Linked DNA regions of Mus musculus: region 1 is linked to region 2. A link is a loop called in an ENCODE intact Hi-C map of the cell type or tissue named here. Cell type or tissue: left cerebral cortex. All regions are shown on one strand.

What was found. A loop is a pair of places that touch in the nucleus more often than their neighbours do. Peaks named below come from ENCODE experiments on the same cell type or tissue, not always from the same donor. Only the 100,000 strongest peaks of a DNase experiment are listed, where the experiment ranks them.
Region 1: it touches region 2 in a loop (2.7-fold over the local background); 5 of 42 quality-filtered maps call a loop at or near these places.

What each region holds. Positions count from the first base shown.
Region 1 is chr4:3,792,992-3,800,991 of GRCm38, reverse strand. Gm22781 (a small nucleolar RNA gene) reads left to right here and starts at 4,409; the gene lies at 4,409-4,545. In left cerebral cortex, a CTCF peak has its summit at 3,045 (motif pointing left); a DNase peak (open chromatin) is centred at 3,025.
Region 2 is chr4:3,681,621-3,689,620 of GRCm38, reverse strand. All of the region lies in intron 1 of Lyn (LYN proto-oncogene, Src family tyrosine kinase), which reads right to left. Among named protein-coding and RNA genes, the nearest start is that of Lyn, 7.5 kb to the right of the region's middle. In left cerebral cortex, no CTCF peak of the experiment used is centred here; DNase peaks (open chromatin) are centred at 1,810, 3,558, 4,252 and 6,558.

The DNA of each region.
Region 1 (8,000 bases), 110 kb before region 2:
CTGTGGTGTCAGGCACCAGATTCAGGGAACGTGGCTCGCTCTTCTGTCCCTTGTAGAATTTTCTACTGGGTGGCCAGAGCAAGCCTCATTCAAGCAAAATAGGCTGCCTATCACAGTCCCACACAGGGGGAGCTGAGAGTTCTACATCTTCATCTGAAGGCTGCTAGCAGAATACTGACTTCCAGGCAGCGAGGATAAGGGTCTTATAGCCCACACCCCTGTGACACACCTACTCTAACAAGGCCGCACCTGCTCCAACAGGGCCACACCTTCTAATAGTGCCATTTCCTAGGCCGAGCATATAGAAACCATTACAATTACTGAGCCAACTGCTCTTGCCCCTCATTTCGATGCTTTTTGCTTATGTCTTTCTGGTCCAATGCAGTAGCCAGTGCAGCCCCTGCATATGCCTCCACTATTTCCTGCTTACTAAGGCCTCCCACCACACTCAGTCTGTGTGGTTTTGTATATGTGCGGGGGGTGGGGGACATCCTTTTCACCTTCTTTTCTAGTACTTTGCAGAAATAGCTGTGACTGAGGGGCTCATCTAGGTGCTCTGGGAGGGTCTGCAGGGTAATAAGGACTAGTCCTAGGGTCTCATGCATGCTTGAGCACTTAGCCTTGCACAGTGGTTTTGATGACAGCCTCTCCTACTTATTATGATCCGCCCAGGCCAGTTTCAGACTAGATTGTACTTTTAAATATTCCCCCCAGTTGGGAGGCACTAGCTCCAACATTCAGAAGGGTAGTGTCTGAGATAATGTTCTTTTGCTGTGAAGAGACATCATGACCACAGCAACTCTTAAAAGAAAAGCATTTAATTGGGGGCTCACTTACATTCAAAGTTTTAGTCTATTATAATTATAGGAGGAAGCATGGTGGCATGCAGGCAGACACGTGCTGGAGAAATAGCTGAGAGTTCTACACCTTGGCAGGTAGCAGGAAGAGAAAGTAAGTCACTGGGCCTGTCTTGAGCTTCTGAAACCTCAAAGCCCATCCCTGGTGACATACTTCCTCCATCAAGGCCACATGCCCTAAACAACAGCACTCCTTATGAGCCTATGGGGGCCATTTTTATTAAAACCACCACAGGTAGACTGTGAATAAATTCAGAAATAGAAAGGTTTGAAGGCCAAGGGAGGCCAACAAAGCTGTGTACAGCTTAATCAGGCCCAGTTTCTATGTGCTGTGTCCAACACTGTGTGGGCAGCAAAACAACCCAGTTTTGGACTATGCCTTTGTTTTAGTAGGGCTGAGTACCAGAATTGAGACAGTTCCTAACTGAGCTCCTTGCTGTCAATGTGGCTTCCTCTTCTTCCTCCTCCTCCTCTTCCTCCTCCTCCTTCTTCTTCTCCTTCTCCTTCTTCCTCTTCTTCTTCTACTTTTTCAGTCAATCCTGGCTCATAGTCTCTATTTCCCAAGAGCATTATGGGCTGAACCACAGCTCCAAATTTATATAGTGAAGTCTTTACTCCTAATACCTCCCAATGTGATTGTATTTGGAGATAGAGTTTTTACAGAGATAGGATAAATGAGGTTATGGGGGTGTACTCTAAATCAGTAAGACTAATGTCCACATAACAAGAGGGAATTTGAATGCTGGTATGTGCAGTGAGGAGAACAGGCAAAGACAGGAACAAGGGTTCTCAGCCAGACAAAGGCTTTAGGAGGAAGCCACGACTTGATAATAGCTTCTGGCCTCCTAGTGGTGAAAAATCTTCTTCTAAGTCCTCCAACTTTGAAATGGCAGCCTTTGCTAAGGCTGCTAGACAACTAGCCTTGGCAGGAGTCCTTTATTTCATCCACATTCTATACACCTGAAGCATTCAGAAAGCTGAGACAGGCTTCGATTCTGAGGTGACCAGAGGTCATTTCCAAAGTTTGGTGGTGTATGGCTGTTTGATATTCTCTGAGAGCAACTATGGAGAAGGCTTAGGAAGGAGGTGCCTGCTGGAGCCCCATGGCCCCCATGGCTGGCCTTCTGGTGAGCCAGTTGACAGGCCAGTTAGGATTTCAGCTCGCTTGTCTCTGTTACAATGACTTCATCTCCTCTGTGTTCTCTGCATTGTGTTCAGGTTAGAGTCTACAGCCTCTGTGATGCTGCATTGCTGCCTGCCACACAAACAGAGCCCTCTCTGTGTTCCCTACAGGTCTCTCATTAGGAAACACCCTCTCCCTTCCAAGTGCTGTCTTGGCTGCTGGGATGTGAACCAGGGCAGTATTACTCCTAGTCTCCAGAAATTTTGGTTCTTCTTTAGAATGTACAAACACTGTCTAACTCTGCCTGTTTGTACTGTAGCCCTCCCCCAACCTGCTGTTGACTTTGACCCTGGGCCTCAGCATGCGTGTTAATTCTCTGTTCCCAAAGCTTTGACACCTGGGGCCTCTGTAACCTTAGAGGGAATATCCTTCCCAGGGTCAGACCTTCAGAAGAACCCCACATCTCCCTTCAACTCCAGCTGGTCTTTAATATGCAGACCAGCCAAGCAGGAGCTTATGCCATGTCCTACCCACCCAGTGTGGGGAGCGGGTGTGGCGGCAGTCCCAAAGGCGCCAGGGACTGCAGCTAAGTCATATGACTTGCACCTGACTTCCTCATATAAGACACAAACATCCTGAGTGCTGCGCAGGTGTACCAGGATACAGGTGAATCCAATTTGGTGAAGATTTGCCCCTGCTGCCCGGATTAGCTGAAGCCTCGTGACTGGTGAGGGGGCGTGGCCTGCGGTGCGTGGATGAGAGAGAGTATAAAAGGAGTGAGAGGCCCAGGGTTCGGGGGAGATATAAACAAGAAGAATCAGGATTGAATAAACTGCTGTTAGAAGGACTGGTGGTCGCGTCGTTCTTGCTGGTCGAGAGCGGGCGCGACAACCCAGGGCTGAGTACTAGACAACTAGGAATAGTCTCCAGCAGTGGGAAATCTCTGCAAAGATTCAACGTAGCCAGTGCACAGCCTTTCCCTGCTTTCTTGACTTCCTACAGATGCTCAGATTTTCCTTCCTTCTGCCTGGCAATGTGGCTGCAGTGCATGCTGCAGGCATGGGAGGCTTCTCCATCAGATAGTGCTGCCACCTCTTGGTCTATGCAATGCCCACTCCTAGCCTGGATTCTCTGAGCCATGGCCTGATCCAGGCTTCTGAGCCTCTAAGCACCTGTCTTGCAGGTCTCAAAAAGGTGCGCCATGGCTGCCACTCTAGAGCTAGGAGCTAGGAGACCCAGTGAGCCAGCCACCTTAAGGAGCCTGCCAGGAAGTTCTGAAAGGTGGTGCCTGTCTTTGATGTTTACCTCCCCTGCTGTGCCTCTTCCCTTACTGCTGTTGTCTTGTTCCCGAAGCTCCTCTTATGCACTCTGGATCCCTGTGGTTCTTGTTCTATCTTGTCCTTGCTGGGCTTGTCACCTTTAAGCAAGTTAAGGCTAAATGTTTCTGCCTCTCATACATCCACCGTGGTTTCATCCACAGGGAAGCAGTGTCTGCTGACACAGTGCTGAATGAGTACCGTTGGCTCAGAGAGACCCACAGTGAGAGGATTGGGGGGATCATTTAATCCACAGAGGATTGGGGGCAATCATTTAATCCACAATCAGAGGATTGGGGGCGATCATTTACGTATTTCTTAGCACAAAAAATTCAAAACAATGTGGCATAAATCTTAAAAAAGACTTCATTGCTCCAGCTAATGCATTCAAGGGCTGTCTGTGCTGTGGCTTCCAGTGGCTCCCTATCCCTTCAGAAAAATCCAATTATCCATTCTGGTCAGTCACCCTCCATGGTCCTGCCAGCACATGTTCAGCACAGAACACTTACTCTTCTGTGGCCTGCCTTGAGGTGACAGAAAGCATGTCTCTGTATGCAGCCCTTTCAAGTTCCTTTGGGACCTGGGCCTGCACTTCATCTTGGCTCCCAAGAGATAGCGTGTGGTCAATCTGTGTTATATATTGTCCCCTGTAGATCTGTAGCTATAGATCAAACTTCTCATGGAACCTTCATTGTAGTAACAACAGAACATGCTGGTTCAGAGGAGCATAACTTTTGCATCTCTGAACATGGCTAACTCAGATGGTTTGGAGCATCCAACATCTGGTTGTTCCGTCTGACTCCAGGATGGCACTGACACTAAAGCTCTTGTGCCCCTCAAGGTGCCGAGGAACAGGCCCGTACCTCATTCATAATTCTGAAATCCCCAAACCCCCAAACAAAAAGGTTGCCAAAAACTCACCTGGTGGCAAAACCAGATCTGAATCTACCTATAGGCTACATTCATGCCACCTATTCTGAATGTCTACAAAGACTTTTCCCCACCGAAATGTTTTATTTCATTAAAAGTTTGAAGTGATTGCAAAAGTCTTACCAGTAAATATTCAGTATATTAATTGTATTAAAACAAACAAAAAGACAAGAAACCAACGTGCTGCTCCTAGAAGCATTGCAGACGTGGGTGCTGTGTCACATGTACCTCAGTAGGTGGCAGAGAGGAGAGAGGCTTTGTCTATGCCCCAACCTGTGTTCTAACCTGTGAACATCGGAATGATTAGTTGTCTAATATTCCCTGAAAGAAAGCAAGCCTGAGACAACTACCAGGAGGCCAGACAGGGAAATAGCCAGATATGATCACAAGTCCAAAATCCCACAGGCCCAGACAACTTCCAAGGGGAAGAAACTAGCCAGAGACTAGAAAGATCCTGCCTGGATCTCCATAGCTTGAGGCAGTATCCTTGCATGGGGACACTTGGGTGGCCAACCACCAGACCAGAACCATGGGGCACCGACAGGGTAGTAGCCTGTGGTAATCACCATTGTGGCACTAAACAGGCCTTGGGGGTCAGGCAGACCTTGCCTGAGATAACCCTTGCCTGGTGCCACAATGAACAAATGGGCATAGCACTCCTGAGACCAGCGTTGAAACCCCAGACACTCAGAGACCCCAGGATCCTCTAAGGGGAGGAGCTAGTAAGTGGTGGAGAAATGGAAGAGAAAGATAGACAGAAGGATGTGTGCATAATGAAGAGGCAGAACTGGAGACTCGAGAGTAGCCAGGAACAGCCTGATATGAGTAATTGGTGCCACCTGAGACCACAGTGGAGTCCTGGCCTGTGCTGCCACCAGGGACCATGTCTGGGTCCATGGCCCTGAAACAGCAGGGTCTATTACTACGAAAGGCTAGGTGGACATATCTGGTCTGGGCTGCTGCCCAGGGCCATGCTGATGTCTGAGGGCTGTGCAGATCTGACCCCACACCTCACCTGGCATCAAGAGAAAGCTGGCCCTGGGGTAGCAGGATGGCTGATCCCACCCCTACCCACCTGCAGTACTGGAGAGAAGCTCCCAACATTTCAAGAATCTTGGGTGAGGATATGAGTGTGGGAGAGCTGGCCCAGCCAATCATCTTCCCTATGATGGTATAGACAAATGAGAGATACCCTCCTCCGCTCTTGCCCCTGAGAAACCTGCCCTGGGATCATTATAGCAGGAGAGCTGTCTCTTCCCTCATGAGCTGAAGCACTCAGGAGAGTAGGCCCTACACTTTACCTGGGCATCATAGTAGAAGTTACCCTAATGTAGATAAGCTGACCACAAGGGTGTGAGCTTGGGACAGCTGGCCCTATATTGTCACTTGTCTGCCATGTGGTAGTATGGGCAAGTGAGAGATACCCCTCTCTTGCCCTTGCCACCCATGGCAGGGAGGAATCTGGCCCAAGGTCATCAGAATGGGAGAGCTGGCCCTGCCCCTCAGCTACTGCAGCACTTTGGAGAGTAGGTTCTACACCTGACTAGGCAGCACAGCAGAGCTGGCCCTGGACATGGGGGTTACAGGTGAGTTGGCCTGAGGATGTGAGCACAGGAGAGCTGGCCCTGCCTCTTGTCTTATGTATTGTGGTGCAGAGAGACTCCCTCCTCCCCTCCCTCATCCCTCAACACCTATGGCAGGCAGGAGAACTGGCCTCAGGGTCATGAGAATGGGATAACTGGCCATATCTCTTGCCAACTGCAACACTTGGGAGAATGGACCCTGTACCTCCCCTGGGTAGCATGGTAGAGCTGGCCCTGGTTGTTGGTGAAGGGGGAAATAAGGAGGGTGTGCTTGAGGGCATGAGAGCAGGAGAGCCAATGGGCTGATTAGTTCAGATTCCTCTAAGGCCCAGATCCAGAGCTTTGGATTGGCCCACCCCAACATCTATCTCATTGATGAACTGCTGGAGTGCAAGAAGGGACCACTCCTATAGATCCAAAACTACAGGATCTCTGTGACACAGAGCAACAACAAGATATCCAAGAGGAGTTCCAGTGAGGCTCCAGGATTGACAGAGTCGCAGAAGCCAGAGTACCCATACCAGACCAAGGAGTCAATGCAATGAACATTGCAAGTAAAGTGTGAATAAAAGGGTGGGATCTGTGGGACACACTGTGATACATTACAGCTTCCACAGTAAGATTTTTTTCTCTGTTTTAGGGGAGGACGCAAGGGTAGAGAGTAGGTATGAGTAGAGGGCAGATGAGTGGGGTTGGGGTGCATGCTGTGAAATTCACAAAGAACCAATAAAAAGTTAGAAAAAAAACCAACCTGAAATTGACAATCCAAATTATTCTAGAACCTAAGGGATAAGACTAAAAGTAAATAGAACTTGCAATTATCTGGGCTTCCTGACATGGCATCTCCTTTTGTGCACATAAGCTCTGTTCTATGACTATAGTTTGACAATCTAGATTATTCCAATGGTCTTTCCAACAATCTAGAGGATTGTTAGAGACAGTCCATGGAATTGGATTGTCGTTTCCACACGCATGGAAGTGCAATGATGCTGTGGCCATCCCAGGAATGCTAGGTACAATTAACATGTCTATCTGAAGCACTTAACAGGAAACAGGGTCAGTGGAGTCACTCAGCATTTAAAGGTCCTTGGGGCTGGATGGTGCATGCCTGGTTACTGATGTTACATCTCTGGAACCTGGAAAAGGTGGAAGAAGACAACACAGAACTGTCCTCTGACCTCGACACAAAGCATGGCCCTTGTTCCACACATCACACATACTCTCGAGTGCACACACATGCACATCACACACACATATACACACACATATGCACATGTACATCACATGCACATCACACACACACATATGCACATGTACATCATATACATATCACACATATATTCATACACACACATGTATACACACACACACACACACACACAAAGCATAGGAAACTAAGCGGGAAAACTTTCGACATAGTGGTCTAGAACTTACTGAAAAAAATGTTACCAGTTTTAATATATTCTCCCTCATAAAATGGACCAAAATATTATCAAAACATTTAATTTTGAAGGCTATAATCCCTACAAATTGTGTTTTAAAAGTATATTGGTGAGCTTAATTTTTCCATAATATAACTTTGAGGCCGAGTCTTGGTATGTAGCTGTGACGGTTTGACTACAATGCCTAGGCCCATAGGGAATGGCATTATTAGGAAGTGTGGCCATGTTGGAGGAGGTGTGGCGCAGTTGGGAGAAGTCTGTCACCATGAGTGGGCTTTGAGGTTCTTGAAGTTTAACCTAGGCCCAGTGGCTCACTCTCCCTTCCTGCTGCCTGAGATGTAGAATTCTCAGCTACCTCTCTAGCACCATGTCTGCCTGCCATGCTTCCACCGTGGTAATAATGGACTAAGCCTCTGAGCTGTAAGCCAGTCCCAATTAAATACTTTCCTTTATAAGAGTTGCCATGGTCATAGTGTCTCTTCACAGGAATAAAACCTCAATTAAGACATTAGCCGCCGGGCGTGGTGGTGCACGACTTTAATCCCAGCACTTGGGAGGCAGAGGCAGGCGGATTTCTTAGTTCGAGGCCAGCCTGGTCTACAGAGCGAGTTCCAGGACAGCCAAGACTACACAGAGAAACCCTGTCTCAAAAAACCAAAAAAAAAAAAAAAAAAAAAAAAAAAAAACCAAAAAAAAAACAAACAAACAAACAAAAAAAGACATTAGCCAAGTCTAGCCTAAAAGTGTGG
Region 2 (8,000 bases):
TTAAAATTGTTCTTTAGAATTTTTTAGCAAAAATATGCATAGTATAAAATGTATTCCTGAACTATTTTAAGGCTGTAACTCTCTGGTACAGCCATTGCTATAATCTATCTTCAGAACCCTTTTCAGCTTGAAAATTTGCCCATTAAACAATCTCTCCCCATCCCCACCTCCTCAGAGCCCCTGGAAGCTACCATCCTATTTATTGGTTAGTCCATTGTGGATTGACTAGTCCATGAATATAAGAGCAATTGCACAGTACTTTTTCTTTGGTAACTGGCCTGTTTCACTATGAAAACATCCTCAGGGTTCGTTTATGTTATATCAAGGACCAGCATTTCTTTCCCTTTTAGGCAGAATAGCCTGCTATATGTATAGCACAATGCCCTTTGCTCCTTGGTTATTCTGAATTACCCTGCACTGAACCTGGATCCCTTACCAGCAATCTCTGAGGTTTAACGTAAGCTCCCAGAGGCTAGCATGGCCAGTAAATTTCCAGCAACATACAGCTAGGAAGGGTCAGCCCCAGCATCATCCGAGTGACACTCCAAACTCTATTACAGTTGAAGATGAAAAGAATCTCACAGGTAATAGTTGCAGTGGGTGCTCAATACACTACACCTAATTATGTAAGTGGTTGCTTAGTTTTAACCAACTACTGTTCCCAGTTGTGGTGATGATCTTAGTAAGATATAAATTATAGGACTGGTCTCAGATTGTTACATCACAATAGTCTCTCCTTTAAACTGAATGGCAAAGATTGGTGACTGCCCCAAAATCTAGATCTCTTATTCAAATGGCATGTAGACAAACTTTTGAGCAAGGCCAACATTACTTGGAATAGTTAGAGTGGCTATCATATATCAACTTGCAGATCCCAGGTAAAGTCTATAGCTCTCAAAACAAGCAGCAACAGATATTTTCTAGCTTCGAATTAACCTCTGTGGAACACCCTTTGAGTCTTTCAGTTACTTACCCACCTCTCTAAATCTATGGAAGTGCTAGCTGCCTCTTTCTTCCACATCATAAATATCTTCTTACAGCCAGTGGTGGGACATGCTTTTAATCCCCAGAATTCAGGAGGCAGAGACAGGACAGATGGATTTCTTTGAGTTTAAGGCCACCCTGGTCTGCAGAGTTAGTTCCAAGATAGCCAGAGCTACACAGTGAAACCCTGTTGAGAAACCTAGACAGACAGACAGACAGACAGACAGACAGACAGACAGACAGACAGATAGATAGATAATAAATTGATGATAAGTAGGTAGGTAGGTAGATAGGTAGATAGATAGATAGATAGATAGATAGATAGATAGATAGATAGATAATAAATTGATGATAAGTAGGTAGGTAGGTAGGTAGATAGATAGATAGATAGATAGATAGATAGATAGATAGATAGATAGATAGATGCTTTAAAAAGAGTGTCAGGATGCTGCCTTTAACTGAAAGGGGCTGTTCCTTACTAAAAGTTCTCCTTTCCTTTTTAAAAAGCCATCATTTTTAGTCAGGGACTCTCCTGTCAAGGCTTATTACAGATTCTAGGACAAGGTCTAGTGACAGAGCTGGACCGTTCTTTCCTCAGGATCCAATCCTTCCTCCTTTGTTTTGTTTTGTTTTGTTTTGTTTTGTTGTTTTTGTTTTTTTGAGGCAGGGTTTCTCTGTGTAGCCCTGGCTGTCTAGGAATTCACATTGTAGACCAGGCTGGCCTCGAACTCAGAAATCTGCCTGCCTTTGCCTCCCAAGTGCTGAGATTAAAGGCGTGCACCACCACCGCCCGGCCATGTGTATTTCCATCAACACCATCTGGACTCCCAGGAGTTACTCCAGAAAAGTTAGCTAAATGGATCACTGAACATCACAGAACTTTCTAAGGAAATGCTCTGGCCAGTCAGGATGACACACACATATAAACCCAGAACTCAGGAGGCTGAGGCAGGAAGGGTAATGATATTTGTGTCAGGTTAGGCTACACAGCAAGTGCACGATTAGCCTAGGATATATAGAAAGATGTGTATCAAAAAATAAAAATAAGTTCAGTCTGTTCCTAAAGCAGGACATGATGGTACAAACCTATCATCTGGGCACATGGGAGGACTTGGGGGAAAGGACAGCAATCTAATTGCAGGCGGCCTAGGGTATCTTGGAGACTTTATCTCCAAGAAGGAAAGAAAAAGCAAAGGGAGGAAGTAAAGAGGGAAGAGGGAGGAAAGAGAGGAGGAGGGAGCAAGGTGAGTGGAAGACAGGGAAAGAGGGGAGGGAGGATGGAGAGAAGAAAACATTCTCCATATTTACATTTCTGGAATGTAGCTCACAATTACTCTCGGCCTTGATATCCATGATTTCACATCTGCAGATTCAACCAACTACTGACAGAAAATATTCACATGGCACTGCTGAACAAGTATAGACTATTTTTTTTTATGGGTCTGGAGAGAAGGTTCAGCAGTTAAGAGAACTGACTGCTCTTCCAGAGGTCCAGAGTTCAATTCCTAGCAACCACATGGTGGTTCACAACCTTCTGAAACAGGACCTGATGCTCTCTTCTGGTGTATCTGAAGACAGCTACATATAATCATATACATAAAATAATAAATAATTTTAAAAACAATATCATCTAACAAGTATCTTCACATTATATATTGTTTTAGGCATAATATGTAATCTAGAGATGGCTCCGTGAACTCCAGAGAGTAAGTGAGGTCACACACAAACACATCCTTGAGTGGGCCTTGTTAGATTTCTTTCTAAACTCCACCCCATAGTTACCTGGCAACAGCCAGGTATGCTCCACCTGACAGTTACCTAGCAACAGCCAGGTAGGCCTGACCCACTATAAAAGGGTCCCTCTCTTGATCTCTTGCTTCTCTCTTGCTCTTGCTCTCCCCCCTTCCTGTTGCGCCCCTCTCCCCCTCCCACGTGTTCATGGCCAGCCTCTATTTCTCTACTCTTTCCCTCTCTCTGCCTTTATCTGGCTCTACTACCCTCTTAACTCCCCTCCCCATGCCCTGAATAAACTCTATTCTATACTATACCATGACTGGTCCTTCAGGGGGAAGGGATGCCTCAGCATGGACTCGCTAAGACATCTCCTTTCCCCATACCTCACCACATCCCTCTATAGAACATATTCCTTTTCTCTTTATCTTTTTATAAACACAACAGTCCTGGAACCAATTATCCATAGATAATAAGGACAACAGCGCCATCCTTAAGGGCAGCCTGCAGGCCACTCTAGTTCCCTGATCTCCCTACCTTTTGTAGTCACTGTGTCTGAGGTTCCTTGTACTGCTATTTGTTAGAAATTGTGTTTATTCTGTTCAATTTAAGGCCAGCCTGGGCAACTTAGAGAGACACTTTCAAGATAATATATTATTAACCCAAAATGCATTTATTGAAAGGGTTTCCCATTATCCTGATTTGGGGTATTTTTACTCCTTTTTTGTCATGAAAAAATATCCTTTGTCAGCCTTGTTTTTCTACTTATAGGCTGACAAGGCAGTGGAGCAGACAACACAGCAGGCTACCCTTTGTGTGTGGGCTTTAGCAGCATCCTGGGCATTTCACATCCATCTTCTAAGCAGAAACTGGAGCTCTGCACCAGGGTTTTTTTCTGTTTCCTCTCCTCCTTTTTCTGGGAGGGATGAAGGAGATCCTTTGTGTGAGTAATATAATCACCTCTGAGGATTTTTAAAGGGACTGAGATTGGGTTTGGTGATAGAATGCTTGCTTGTATCACACAAATATGTAAATAAATAGATGTGAAACAAAATAAGGATAAAAGTTGGAAAAGATAGGTAGGTGGTAGGATGATTGCTTACTACACACAATGCCCTAGATTTAGCCACAGTAAATAAATAAATAAATGACTCATTCATCCTCCAGAAAAAGATCACTATGAAGACTTTAGAATAAAAAAATTGATATGCAGAGCTTTTAAATGCTATTTTTCACCAATCAGTTATTTAAAGAATGCTATCATATTACCTATCAGTTTGTATTTAGCTAGCTTATTATTTATTTATTCATTTATTCATTTATTTATTTATTATGAAAGGAAGCATTTTGTTTTGGTATCTAATTCGGAGTGGAGCAGTCCATGATCCATTGACCCCTATGCTTTGGGCCTATGACAAAGAGGCATATTGTGGATGAAGCATGTGGCACAGAAAACACACTCATCTCATCACTGTGAAATACAGCAGAGGAAGAGGGAAGCCTGAGAACCAACTGCAGCTTCTACTAGTGCAGCAAAAATGACCTCAAGACCTCCCATGAGTTCCTCCTCTGGGAATTCCCACTTCCTCTACACAGTAGCAAGCTGGGCGTGAAGCCTTAAACACAGAGAGTTTAGAGAGCATCCCAAATGCAAATTATGGACAGATTCATACCCACTTAAACACTATAGAATGTAGGCATACCTATATTAAAACATCTCAGGCTACTTCACAAATGTACACAATTTTAATGTATCAGTTAAAACTGCTCTAAGGTTTATTTTTTTATAATTTTTGGGGGATTATAATATAATTACGCCATTTCCTCCTCTTTCCTTCCTTTAATGCCTACCATGCATTGCTCTCAAATTCATGACTTTTTATTCTTTAATTATTGTTGTTGTTGTTGTTGTTGGTGGTGGTGGTGGTGGTGGTGGTGTGTGTGTGTGTGTGTGTGTATGCAACCTGCTCAGTCAGTATAATGTTATCTGTAAGCATCTGATCTCAGGGCCTACTGCTGGTATTACATAAGCAATTAGGGGGCTTTTCCCTGGAAGGCTATTTCTCCCACTCTCAACATTCCTCAGTTGTATTCAGCTTTTAAAGAACACCTTGGGGCTGAGGAGATGGCTCCATGGCTAAAGCAGCTGCTGCTGAGACAAGGAGCCACAGAGTCCACACACATGTGATTCCAGTCTTGAAAGGCAGACATAATTCCCAAGACACTGGCTGGCTAGCAAGACTACCTCTACTAGTGAGCTCTGGGTTTGACTGAGAGACCCTACCCTTAAAGAATGATAGAAACCGTGAATACAGAGTCCCAATCTCAGGCCTCCATACATGTTCACTTCACACACACACACACAAATACATGATTGGGTGTGAGGGGCATTTTGCCATAAAGGAACCATAATCAAATGCTATTTGAGGCATTTACATTTGGAGACATCTGCCCTTGTATGGGTCTGATGCTAAGGTCCTGTTCCCAGTTAGCTCTTGATTGATCACTAAAGATGCCACCAGCCAATTGCTGGGCAGAAGGAAAGAGGCTGGAGTTCCAGGTCCTGGCAGGCAAGCTAACAGATGCAGGAGAAGGGGGAGATTTTCAATATGCTTTGGAGGGAGAAGAGGTGACCAGCCATGTTGAGATCTCGGGTGGAGCAACCATAGGCCATTTCTCCCGCAGAGATTAGAAACACAGCTAAAGCTGAGGGAAGCTGTGGCATGCTGAGCAAGGAGAAGATAATTGAGTAAAGTTTAGGGCAGATTTCAGGTGCTGAGCTAAGAATATTGGGAAGGGCACATAAGCAGAGGGAGATTAGAAGCGCCAGCAATTGAGCCATAAGGCAGGTTGAAAAATAAGTTTGTGTGTGTGTGTGTGTGTGTGTGTGTGTTTCATCTACAGATCCAAGGGAACTTGGGTGGGGCTGGAAGCACTGTTTGCCTGGAACATAAAGCAGGGTAGCAAAAACTACACGGTACATGGACACATGCCTCTTAATTTGTATTTGGATTGCTTGGTTTGGTTTTTAAATGGAATCTTATGATTTTGGTCATGCTGGCCCTAAACTCCAAGTTCAAATGACCCTCTTGCCTCAGCCTCTTGAATAGTTGGTACTACAGGTCTGTATCACCCTAGCCAGCTGAATCTGCATTTCTTTACTACATCTCCATCCAGACCCAGGTTCACCTCTGCTCACTTGCAGCCCAATATAGCTCTTGAAGAGGGCGCAGGACTCCCAACCCCTGGTACAAAAGAAAAGCCCCTCAGTCATGCTTTAAACGTCCATCTGTTTGTCTGCTTGGTTTTTATGTGCTATAGACATAAGCTAAGTATATTTCTAAGACAGAGATTATGCTTGTGGAGGTTTGAAAATACTGCTGCATTCCAAGAGTTTAACAAAAGACTGTAATTCAGGAACTTTAAAAACATCCTTAAAGTACTATACTCATGATCTTGTATAGTGAGAACATTGAAGGTTGCAAAATCTTCATTTGAGTTCCCATGAGGGGAAATTTCGAAACATACATCTTTCTGGTGCTGGAAGAATCAAGACTGTATATTTCAAAATATATAACTTCCTGCTGGAGGTCTTTGCCTGGGAAGAGTCTGCACCCTCTCCCCCTCTTGTTCACTCTCTCTCTCTTTCCCCTCCCTCCCTCCCTCCATTCATCCCCTTGTCTCCCTCCAAGGAAAGTTGGCAATGAACCTGCAGACTAAGCAAGGCTGGTAAAAGGAACCCCAAGGGAAAAGCAATTCTGAGTGGTTTGAAGGGAGGGGCCCCCACAGGCAAATGACTGGATGGTGCAGGGTGTGGGGGGTATCACTTCCTTTGTGCCTTCTCCCTTCGGCTGAGCAATTCAGCTTTCCCGTGGAAAGCAGAAGTGGTCCTCCCTCTTCGGAGAGCCTCACAGAGACCAGTTTCTCCATTCCCTTGGCCTCATGGGAGTTAACACTTACAGGAAGAGTGGGGCACCTATTTGGACCAAGAACCAAGTAGCCTTCAGGACTTCAGGAACCAGAGTGAACACTGACCCACCTCTGCAGTTCCCCTGTGGACTCTGCACTCAAAAGTATTACCTTCAAATTGGTATAGATTCACTACAAATGTTTTACTAGTAAAGAGTGAGGAGAGAACTAGAGGAAATATGTTTAAGAGTAGCTTCCAGTCAAGGTGGCCTGGAGTCAGAAAGGTGACCAGGGACATTTTGGATGCCTACAAAAAGGTGAGATTGAGCACAAAGGAAAATAATGACTTTAAAGTATAAACTGTAGGAAAGAAAAATAGTCCAAGCTACACACATAGAAAGACTCCTCCTTGGTCAATAAAATATTTAAGAAATTGTCTCTCAAACTGATGTGTGAACCAGACATGGTGTCACACACCTGCAATCCTATACTTAAAAGGAGAGAAGGAATATCAGGGGTTCACGGTCAACCTCAGTTTCATAGTGAGTTTGAGGTATGTTTGAGATCAGGTCTTGAAAACAAGACAAATGATTGTATTTTCGCATCTGTGTGGTTTTATATGACACTATTTATAACAACACCAATTAGGGATCTCAGTCTCATGAACTGTAATTGTGGGTACCAGTGTCTGTGGGTGCAATAATGAGCACAAATATAATCCCGTCTCATAAATGGTCAACTAGCATCATGCCAATCACAGGGTAGGGGGAGAAGAATGTTTTTGTAAGATGGCAGGAGTCACCCTGGAAAGGCATCAACAGTTGATAAAACACGGTAGTCAGCAGAACTTCCAGAGAACTGTGTCCCAACTGTGAAGACAACTTTCAAGAAGCAGTTTCATGGCAAACAACAAATTCAACGGCTTATCCAATAAGAGGGATGGAGAAGGAGAGCCGGAGCAAAATGAAGAAAAGATTGAATGACTAAGAATGAAGAACTAAGGCTATGGCAGACTATACTTGCCAAAATTTGCTATAATTATGTAAACTTGTTATTCAAAATTATAGGAAAGTTTTTCTAGTTATCTCAAGACAAAGATAAGAGATGGCATCAGTCTTGACACTGACTTGTTACACACTTCTAATCCCTCAGTAGCCACCCAGTTCTTACACTTGAGTGCTCCCCTCAAATGGGAACTTAAATGTTAGAAATGACGACAGAGTTCAGTTTCACAATTTAAGCATCAGGAAACTAGGCAGCTGTAGAAATATTTCAGTATTTCTGACTGGAAAAGCAGCTTCCTCTTCCATTTCCTTCTCTTCATTAAAAGATAGGAAGCAATGACTATACATGAATCCTGGGACTCTGGCTTGCCC